2 separate regions of the Homo sapiens genome follow, and region 1 is linked to region 2. A link is a contact called in ENCODE Hi-C or POLR2A ChIA-PET data. All regions are on one chromosome and are shown on one strand. Each heading gives the region's core, a stretch centred on a gene start or an enhancer-like site at or near the end of the contact. The rest is flanking DNA. Distances are from core to core; before and after follow the strand shown. Region 1 holds the start of GALK2 (galactokinase 2). Region 2 holds the start of EID1 (EP300 interacting inhibitor of differentiation 1).

The links. Hi-C counts contacts between places; a loop is a spot of excess contacts on that map. ChIA-PET counts read pairs that join two places held with the same protein, here RNA polymerase II (POLR2A). Pooled maps may share reads with other maps.
Region 1: a map of CD8-positive, alpha-beta T cell shows a loop between it and region 2 (5-fold over the local background). The contact joins the promoter of GALK2 here to the promoter of EID1 in region 2. A Hi-C loop is called at or near these places in 2 of 168 maps with a recorded cell type or tissue (CD8-positive, alpha-beta T cell and naive thymus-derived CD4-positive, alpha-beta T cell) and 11 of 50 pooled maps. POLR2A ChIA-PET finds 5 or more read pairs at or near these places in 17 of 52 experiments (CD4-positive, alpha-beta T cell, CD4-positive, alpha-beta memory T cell, Caco-2 and 11 more).

Annotation. Positions count from the first base shown.
Region 1 is chr15:49,166,597-49,171,584 of GRCh38, forward strand. GALK2 (galactokinase 2) reads left to right here and starts at 3,651. Exons shown (of 10, transcript NM_002044.4): 1 at 3,651-3,779. The coding sequence starts at 3,727. It overlaps MIR4716 (microRNA 4716), which reads right to left and starts at 2,557; the gene lies at 2,474-2,557. RefSeq lists enhancers at 3,063-3,967, 3,599-3,838.
Region 2 is chr15:48,874,940-48,879,726 of GRCh38, forward strand. It overlaps EID1 (EP300 interacting inhibitor of differentiation 1), which reads left to right and starts at 3,195. Exons shown (of 1, transcript NM_014335.3): 1 at 3,195-4,787. The coding sequence starts at 3,238. The coding sequence ends at 3,801. The region is part of intron 4 of SHC4 (SHC adaptor protein 4); the gene reads right to left. RefSeq lists enhancers at 2,770-2,879, 3,150-3,449.

The sequences.
Region 1 (4,988 bases), core at 2,401-4,900, 290 kb after region 2:
CTACTCGGGAGGCTGAGGCAGGAGAATCACTTGAACCCGGAAGGCGGAGGTTGCAGTGAGCCGAGATCGCGCCATTGCACTCCAGCCTGGGCAACAAGAGCGAGACTTGGTCTCAACAACAACAACAAAAAAGAAGGAATGTAACATCATTATAAAGAAGACATAAACAAGTATTACATATTATTTACTATAATGAGAAAATATCCAAAATAGGTCACTGAAGTAGATTCTCCCAATTGTGAACAATAGTTTTTATTGTAAGTCAAAATAGGAAATATTTTCCAGAGGTTGCACAAACAGATTAAACCACAGAAATAACATTATTTCAGATAAATGGTCAATCCCTCTGTGGTCTTAGACATTTAGTTTTGGGTAGAGAACATGGAAAACTTCCTGAAGGAAGTGATTTCTAAGCTGAGAAACATCAATAGGCACTAGCCAGGTCTGTAAGTCTCTAACACCCATGCTTTAACTCATATTTTGGATCAAGTTTTTGTATTCTTTCATTTTAGTGTTTGTTTTGTTTTTGTTTAGTTTGCTATAATATTTTATCTGAATGGAGACTAATATCCTTTGAGGAGAAACAATTTCAAGTTTATTAATTAGGTTTCTGTTTAAGACTCCATCATAATATACCATTTATTAGTTTATAATTCAGATTCTAAACCTATTGTAAGAGTGCCTACTTGCAAAAAGCAAAGAACCAGAGGTTCAGGATTTGTGAAAATAAAAATACTGTAAAATATAAATGTTTAAATATTTTCTTTTCTTTTTTTTTGAGATGGAGTTTCGCTCTTGGTTGCCCAGGCTGGAGTGCAGTGGCGTGATTTTGGCTTACTCAATCTCCATCTCCTGGGTTCAAGCGATTCTCCCGCCTCAGCCTCCCAAGCTGCTGGGATTACAGGCGCCCGCCACCACACCTGGCTATATTTTTGTAGTTTTAGTAGAGATGGGGTTTCACCATGTTGGCCAGGCCGTTCTCGAACTCCTGACCTCAGGTGATCTGCCCACCTTGGCCTCCCAAAGTGCTGGGATTATAGGCATGAGCCACTGTGCCCAGCCAAATGTTTAAATGTTTTCACTATTAGATATGTCTAATAAGAACTAAAGGAATATCTTCTTGAAATTGAAAAGGAAATAATATTTTTCTATCCCATAAGGATTGTTGGAAAGGTTTAAAGAGACAATAATATACGCAAAGTGCTTACTTAGCAAGATGCCTAGTATAAGGAAGGTAGTATAAGAAAGTAATGTTTTGTTTTTGGTGTCCATTTGGGGTTCTCTAGTAGTTTGGACAGGTTATTTTAAGAGTAATCCTTTATGAAAATTATAATGTACACATTTTATTTTGGGACAAGGATTCTAATCATTTCAATAATTTATTTTTAAGCACAGTTTACTGGGGTCTCAACAAAAGTCACATATTCAGAAGTAGTATGGCCTCTAGGCTAGGAGTCTAGAGACCTAGGTTTTAGTTCTAGCTCTGTTAATCCTGTTTTACTTTGTGCCAATCATTTCAAAAAAGGATGCTTTACTAATTGCTCTGTAAGGTGCTTTCTAGTCTGCATCGGTTTTGTTGAGACTGCAATAGCAATGTATCCAAGGTCCAAACTAATGATTTGCCATCTGGTTTCATTTAGCAAAGTTAATGTTCGGTCATCAAGTACATATTCAGTAGGAAGTATTCTTTTTCGAAACAGTTTCTACAGTCATTTTTTTTTAACCCTGTATAAAATGAGTTTATTTTGGACTGTTAAAAAAATTCAAAACTTTAAAATTTGTTATTTTTCAACTAATGCAAAAGAATATATTAGAAACATCTGAATAAAAAATGATTCTGGGCTGGGCACGGTGGCTCACACCTTTAATCCCAGAATTTTGGAAGGCCGAGGTGGGCTGATCACCTGAGGTCAGGAGCTCGAGACCAGCCTGCCCAGCATGGTGAAACCCCGTCTTTACTAAAAATACAAAAATTAGCTGGTGTGGTGGCGGCTGCCTGTATTCCCAGCTACTTGGGAGGCTGAGACGGGAGAATCGTTTGAACCTGGGAGGTGGAGGTTGTAGTGAACAGAGATCATGCCATTGCACTCCAGCCTGGGCAACAAAGAGCGAAACTCCATCTAAAAAAAAAAAAAAAGATTCTGTTCTTTTCTGTATTTACTGATGTCCCTAAACATTTTACATTTTTTTTTAAAATTTAGGTTATCTCCCTATTAAAACTATTTACAAGTGACAGTGATGACTCCTGTTACTCAAAATTAAACCAAAATGAACATCAAACTGGGATTTATTGGGGCCCAGAAACAAGAAGATATAATTCATTCATTTGAAAATGATAAAGAGGGACTGAAATAATAGTGAGAAAGCTGCCCTGAGACCAGAGTAACTTTGTTTCTTTGATGTATCATTTACAGTAATAACCCAACGGGGTGCCAAGGGGCTGCCACTCTTTGGCTATGCTTTATTGTCCATTCACACTTTGTCTCCATGTTTCCTTCCCCCTTCCTCCTGTATACATGTATACAGAAGGGGGAAGGAAACATGGAGACAAAGTATGCATATACATATAGAAATTCTGGAGCAGTAACTTACTGATGTATACAACTTATCGAATCTCTCTGAGTTATGCTACTACCCCTAGTGTGTTGGGCATGTTGGCTCAAACTTCCTTAATCAGGAAACTTTGGAATGGGTTTATTGCTAGCTGTCTTTGCTTGGGTTTAATCTCAATATTTCTGAGGTGCAAAGTGCACTAGATTGAGAGTTAATAGATCTGAATTTTAATTCCAGTTTTGTTCCCAATGATCACTGTGACCTCAGGCACATCATTTCACCTTTCGTCGTTCATTCAGTTTATCTTACCTATTCATTAAAAACCAATCTGCCTGCCCCCAGTTGCTTTCTAGTGGTAGTGATGATGGAGGTGGTGAGAGACACAATAAATACATAAGCAAATAGGAGAACTATGAAGGAAGGAAAAGTTAGTGATGTACTAGGGATAGTGTACTTTTGATAGGGCATCTAGGATTTCTCTAGATAAGTGAAAAATGAAGAGGTTTAACTGGATGCTAAGGGGTCTTGCACATTAAAAGGCATGTGTTTCCGTCTTTTCACTACTGTGTTCTAGGAAGGCCCACCAATGCCTCTAACCTGTAAATAAATGCAAATCTATTTAAATCAAGTGATACATCAATTTTATGTTGCTTGATTTGGAAGTAATCCGCAAAGAAGCAATAGCTAAACATTTTAGTGTTGTTTGGGGAGTAGCTGCTGAACAATAAAGACCAAAACCATAACTAAAAAACAAACAAACAAACAAAAAAACGCAGCCCGAGACAGATCAGAAACTAGGTGTATGTAGGGCGCCAGGTTATGACACTGTTCTCTGACATCCACAGGGCGCAAAAAGAAAACCTCACTAGTCAGCTTCGCACGTGCTCTGCGCAGGGGCTCCTGCGAGGCCCTAGTCCCTCCCTGGGAGCTAAGAGCAGGACGGAGGCTGTACCTGACTGCTGCTTGGAGGGAACCCTGGCTGAGTCCAGGGAGGAGGAGCCAGAGGAGGGGCCGATTGGAAGCAGCCACCTCAGCGAAGCTGCAGGATTTCCGCAGGGCGGGAGCTGTTTATCTCCCGGAAGAAAACGGCTCCTGTCACAGAAGTCTCGTGATTGCTCTGGGAGCTTTGCTTAGACACTTGAAACTACAGGAGAAAGAAGGATCTAGCGAAATATGGCTACAGAGAGCCCTGCTACGCGTCGGGTCCAGGTGGCAGAACATCCTAGGTGGGGGAGAGGAGACGCCGGGCTTTGGGATCTGCTGGGTTGGCTACGTGTAGATCGGGTCCACAGCACTTGGCTCCTCCCTTGGGGCGCTGCTTTTGGTCCCGGGGAGCAAGTGGAACCCTTGGGATTCTATAAGGACACGTGGCTGGGCTTGCAAAAAAGATCACGCCGCAAACACATTCTACCTTGACTACTACGAAGGGTTGTATGTTTTTTTCTTCATCCATGCAGATTCTTCTTTTCCTTTTCTTGTTGTAATTAGTGTACTCTTTCTACTGGGCTTCAGCAGAAATGCCCATATCCACACTGAACTCCTCTCTTTGTCTCGCATGCCAGTTGATACTGCTTTTTAAAAGTCTTCTTTCTAAATATTAATTGAAAACAAACACAAAAACCTTCTTGGTGTCTGCATCCTCTTTAAAACAAAACAAAACAAAAACACGAGAATCTCTGAACTGTCACTTAGGGAATTAATTTGCTGGCAGTCCCTAGCTACACAGTAACTAATAGTTTAGTGATGTCTCGGGGAGGATCTTTTCAGTTACAGGTACTTTGTAGAAATACTTCGTTCTGACTAATGGGGCTGAGGTCTCATAAAATGAAGTCTGTCACCTGCTACATTAGCGAAGGGCTTTCCTGACTCTCTGCTTTTGCTGTTTTTCTTTTCTTTTCTTTCTTCCTTCCTTTCTTTTTTCTTTTTCTTTTTCTTTTTTTTTTTTTTTTTGAGACGGAGTTTTGCTCTTGTTGCCCAGGCTGGAGTGCAGTGGCGCCATCTTGGCTCACCGCAACCTCCGCCTCCCAGGTTCAAGCGATTCTCCTGTCTCAGCCTCCTGAGTAGGTGGGATTACAGGCAGGCGTCACCACACCCGGCTAATTTTGTATTTTCATCAGAGATGGGGTTTCTCTATGTTGGTCAGGCTGGTCTCGAGCTCCTGAGCTCAAGTGATCCGCTCACCCTGGCCTCCCAAAGTGCTGGGATTACAGACGTGAGCCATCGCGCCCGGCCCTCTGCCTTTGCTGTTTTCAGTTTTTTTCTGTTAGTTTTTTTCTCTGGCATCAAGTCCTTAAGCTCTTCCTACTTGGTGGTTTATTACCACCGTGTGTCAGTTGATGATATTATACTTTACTACAACTTGAAAATGTTCTTTCATCCTTAAACCAGCAAACAGTGTGTCTTTAGTTACCAGAAAGAAGCATGATTTCTTATTA
Region 2 (4,787 bases), core at 1,945-4,444:
ACTTTCTCGGTCACAGTTTTGGTAAGCCCATAAGCTAACCCTAGCCAAAATGAGTAAAAAACAAACTTCACTGGAGAGGTTCTTTGAAAAGGGGGAAAGATCCAGTGATGAGACTGCAGAAGACTTTAAGACTGCCAACAAAAATAAAGCTGCATTTAAAAGAAAATATCAAGAGTCCTACTTAAAATACCAGTTCATTACAACAGGTGATTCACATTATCCAAGCTTGCTTTGCATAACATGTAGCAAGTGGCTATCTAACAAAGCCATGAAGCCTTCTAAACTGCTTTGTCACATGGAGACCACACACCCTGCATTAATACTAAGCCTTTGGAGTTTTTCAAAAGAAAACAATGTGAACACAAAGAATAGAAGAAATTATTGAAGGCCACCACTTCATCAGATGTGTTTGCACTGAGAGCATCATTCTTAGTGGCTAACCACATTGCTAAAGCTAAGAAGTCCTTTACTATTGATGAAGAGTTGATCCTGCCTGCTTCTAAGGACATTTGTCATGAACTTTCAGGAGAGGCTGCAGTTCAAAAGGTGGCATGTGTTCCTCTTTTGGCTAGCACCACAACTAGATGAACTGATGAAATATCAGAGGATAATGAGGCACAATTGTTAGAAAGGAACAATGCTTTTTTGTGTGTGATATATTTTGCAGGAGGATGTGAATGAGGATATGCTATATGCACTTTTGTTGCCAACCAGCACCACAGATGCAGAACTATTCAAGTCTTTGAATGATTACATATCAGGAAAGTGGAATCAGTCATTTTGCATCGGTATATGCATGGGTGGAGCAGCTGCCATGACTGGATGGCATTTTGGTTTCACTACTCAGGTCAAAGAGGTCGCTTCTGAATGTGAGTCTATGCACCATGTCATCCATAGAGAAATGATGGCTAGTCAGAAAATGTCACCTGAACTTAACAACATTTTGCAGTATGTGATTAAAATTATCAACCATATTATACATGCCCTTAACTCACATCTGTTTGTGCAGCTCTGTGAGGAGATGGATGCAGAGCACACACGTCTTCTCTTACACACAGAAGTGAGATGGCTTTCTAAAGGTAGATCACTGGCCAGAGTTTTTGAGTTAAGAGAGCTGCTTCAGAGATTTCTTTGTAGAAAAACAGTCACCATTGGCGGCACATTTCAGTGACACAGAATGGGTCACAAAAAAACTTGCTTACTTGTGTGACATATTCAACCTGCTCAGTGAACTCTGTCACTTCAGGGACGAACAACAACTGTGTTCAACTTGGCAGATAAGGTGGCTGCATTCAAAGCCAAACTGGAATCATGCGGGTGACAAATGAACACTGGGATTTCTGACATTTCAAACATTAGCAGAGATTTTGAAAGAGACTGAGCCAGGGTCTTCTTTCTCCCAGCTGGTGCATGATCACCTATCTCAGCTTTCAAAATATTTTGAGCATTACTTCCTGTATTAGTCATGGTTCTCTAGAAGCACAGAACTAATGGAATATATACATATATATATACACACACACACACACGTATATACACATACACACATACATATACACATATATATGTATATATATGTAAAGGGGAGTTCACTAAGTATTAACTCACATGATCACAAGGTCCTACAATAGGCTGTCTGCAGGCTAAGGAGAGAGGAGAGCCAGTCCGAGTTCTGAAACTGAAGAACTTGGGAATCCAATGTTCGAGGGCAGGAAGCATCCAACACAGGAGAAAGATTTAGGCTGGGAGGCTAGGCCAGTCTCTCTTTTCACATTTTTCTGCCTGCTTATATTCTAGCCAAGCTGGCAGCTGATTAGATTGTGCCCAACCAGATTAAGGGTGGGTCTGCCTTTCGCAGCCCACTGACTCAAATGTTAATCTCCTTTGGCAACACCCTCACAGACACACCAATGATCAATACTTGTATCCTTCAATCCAATCAAGTTGACACTCAGTATTAACCATCACACTTCTCATCCACAAAAGACGGAATGGATCTGTGACCCATTTGTGAATAAGCCAGGTGAATCCACTTTGTCCACGCTAGAAGAGGATCAACTGCTTGATATTGCAAATGACGGTGGCCTTAAAAGTATGTTTGAGACAACTTCAAATCTCCATACGTTCTCGATTAAAGTCAAGGCGGAACATCCTGAGATTGCCACAAAAGTACTGAAAAGCCTCCTTCCATTTTCAACATCCTATCTTTGTGAGGCAGGATTTTCCACAGTAACAGCAACCAAAATGAGATTACAGAATAGACCGGACATAAGGAACACACCTCGGGTGTCACTGTGTCTCATCACCCCCAGATGGGACCATCTAGTTGCAGGAAAACAAGCTCAGGGCTCCCATTGATTCTACATTATGGTGAGTTGTATAATTCTACATAACTATAATGTAATAATAATAGAAATAAAGTGCAGAATAAATGAAATGTGCTTGAATCCTGTAAGTATACACAGTCATATAATTCATATAAGTATATACAACTTAAAACCTGAGGCTTTTAAGTTGAAGGTAAAAACAGGTAAAACATGTTTTTAAAAAACACACAAAATAGTATTTTGCTGTCAATACATAAAGATACATGTAAATGCAAATAAAAAGAATTCAAAGAATACACACCGCATTGCTAATAGTGGAAAGATACCTCCCAGGCGAAAAGAAATGGGACCAAGTATTTCTTCACTATAACTAAAAAAAAAAAAAGTACAATATATCTGTTGTTTGTGAATTTAACTTTTTAAATGAAAACACTAAAAGGACAAAATGGATTAGTTCTTAATATGCTGATCTGTGGTTATGGATGTTGTCTGGTTTGGAGACGTGGATTTACAAGTCATCAGTACATCGGTAAATTGCCCAGGGGAAGAGGAAGGGGGGGAAGGAGCATTAAATGTTACGAAGGCCATGTAAGGTTATTTTCCGGTTTGCAGCATTACAAGCAGCAGTAGGGTTAAGTAACACAGAAACTGTTACGCTCTTGCATGCAGGGTCCCTAGATACGAAGTTCGAATCGATGGAAACGTAGCTCAAAAGGCGACGCCAACACCCCGGAGAAAACACTGAGCTACTCCAACCACAGTGGCGCGCCAAGTAGGAGGCGGTACCTGAGGACCACGCCTGCGCGCGGGGTTACGCAAGCGCGCAGCCTTTGCGCACGCGCACGAACGCACGGCCGCGCAGCATCTGTCTTGCTGGAAGCTTTTTCCTAGAGGTTGAGCGGTTTGCACAATGTCGGAAATGGCTGAGTTGTCCGAGCTGTATGAAGAGAGCAGTGACCTGCAGATGGATGTGATGCCTGGCGAGGGTGACCTTCCGCAGATGGAGGTAGGCAGCGGGAGCCGGGAGCTATCCCTGCGTCCCTCCCGCAGCGGGGCCCAACAGCTCGAGGAGGAAGGCCCAATGGAGGAGGAGGAGGCCCAGCCAATGGCGGCGCCAGAGGGGAAACGGAGCCTTGCTAACGGGCCCAACGCTGGGGAGCAGCCAGGCCAGGTGGCGGGCGCAGACTTCGAGAGCGAGGACGAGGGCGAGGAATTTGATGACTGGGAGGACGACTACGACTATCCCGAAGAGGAGCAGCTCAGTGGTGCCGGCTACAGAGTATCAGCCGCTCTTGAAGAAGCCGACAAGATGTTTCTGAGAACAAGAGAACCAGCCCTGGATGGCGGGTTTCAGATGCATTATGAGAAGACCCCGTTTGATCAGTTAGCTTTTATCGAAGAGCTTTTTTCACTGATGGTTGTCAATCGTCTGACCGAAGAACTCGGCTGTGATGAGATTATTGATAGAGAGTAGTTAGATGCTGTTAAAAGAGGAGGAAACTACTTGAGGAGGGACCCAACTTTCCGCTATCTTTTGGGTTCATTCCAAATAGTTTTGTGCCATTGAAAAACTTGACCTTCAAAAAAATTTGTTTTTCAGAATAGAACACAATAGGACAGTGACTGCACAGTTGTGAAAAAGGAAGAGAATCATTAAAGAAAAAGAAAAAAGATTTTAAGACCGTTGAAATCAATTATCAAGAACGTCCTAAAACACCTATGGCTTTGACTTTGTTATTGATCCAGATTATTTTCCTTGCATTGGGGAAAATATCTTTCATATTTGTTTGCTGTAAAGATGGTTTTGCAAGAATAAGTCATGACCAAGACAAACTGCCAATACAAAAGCCCACTGATACTAATTATATAATGAGAAAAAAATGTATCCAACTAGGACACATATCTTTTGAGTTATTTGGACTGAAAGCTTAAGAAAACTTGGAAAATTCTATTTTGTGATCTAGTCAAGCCACAGTTATCAAAGGCTACATTTTCAGTGTAAGATAAATGGATGAGTAAACTCAAATATGTATCACGTGTGCTTTGTATCTTAAGATGTGTTTCCAAGAGCATCTGAAATTTTGTTTGTACATGTATCTTGATCATTTATAAAGCCACTGTGATCTATAAATCAAGAAAATCCATTGTCATAACCATTTTTAAAAGTCAAAAATTAAGACATCCTTAATTAAAAAGTTTCAAATCTAGACACTAAATGTGTGTGAATGTACAAAGAAAACAAACCATTGCTTATGCTGTTATATACTAGAGAAATTTTGTTTTGCTTGCTGTTTTAACTTGACAGATGAAGGACTTTAGTTGAACTTCATATTGTAAGAACTGTTAATAAAAGTTGTCAAGTAAAAAGCGCTATATCTAAAAAGACTTTATGAACAGTTATTCTATCAACTTTTAAAGGTTTTAAACCTGCCCAGAAATTACCTTGGTATCTGAAGTTTC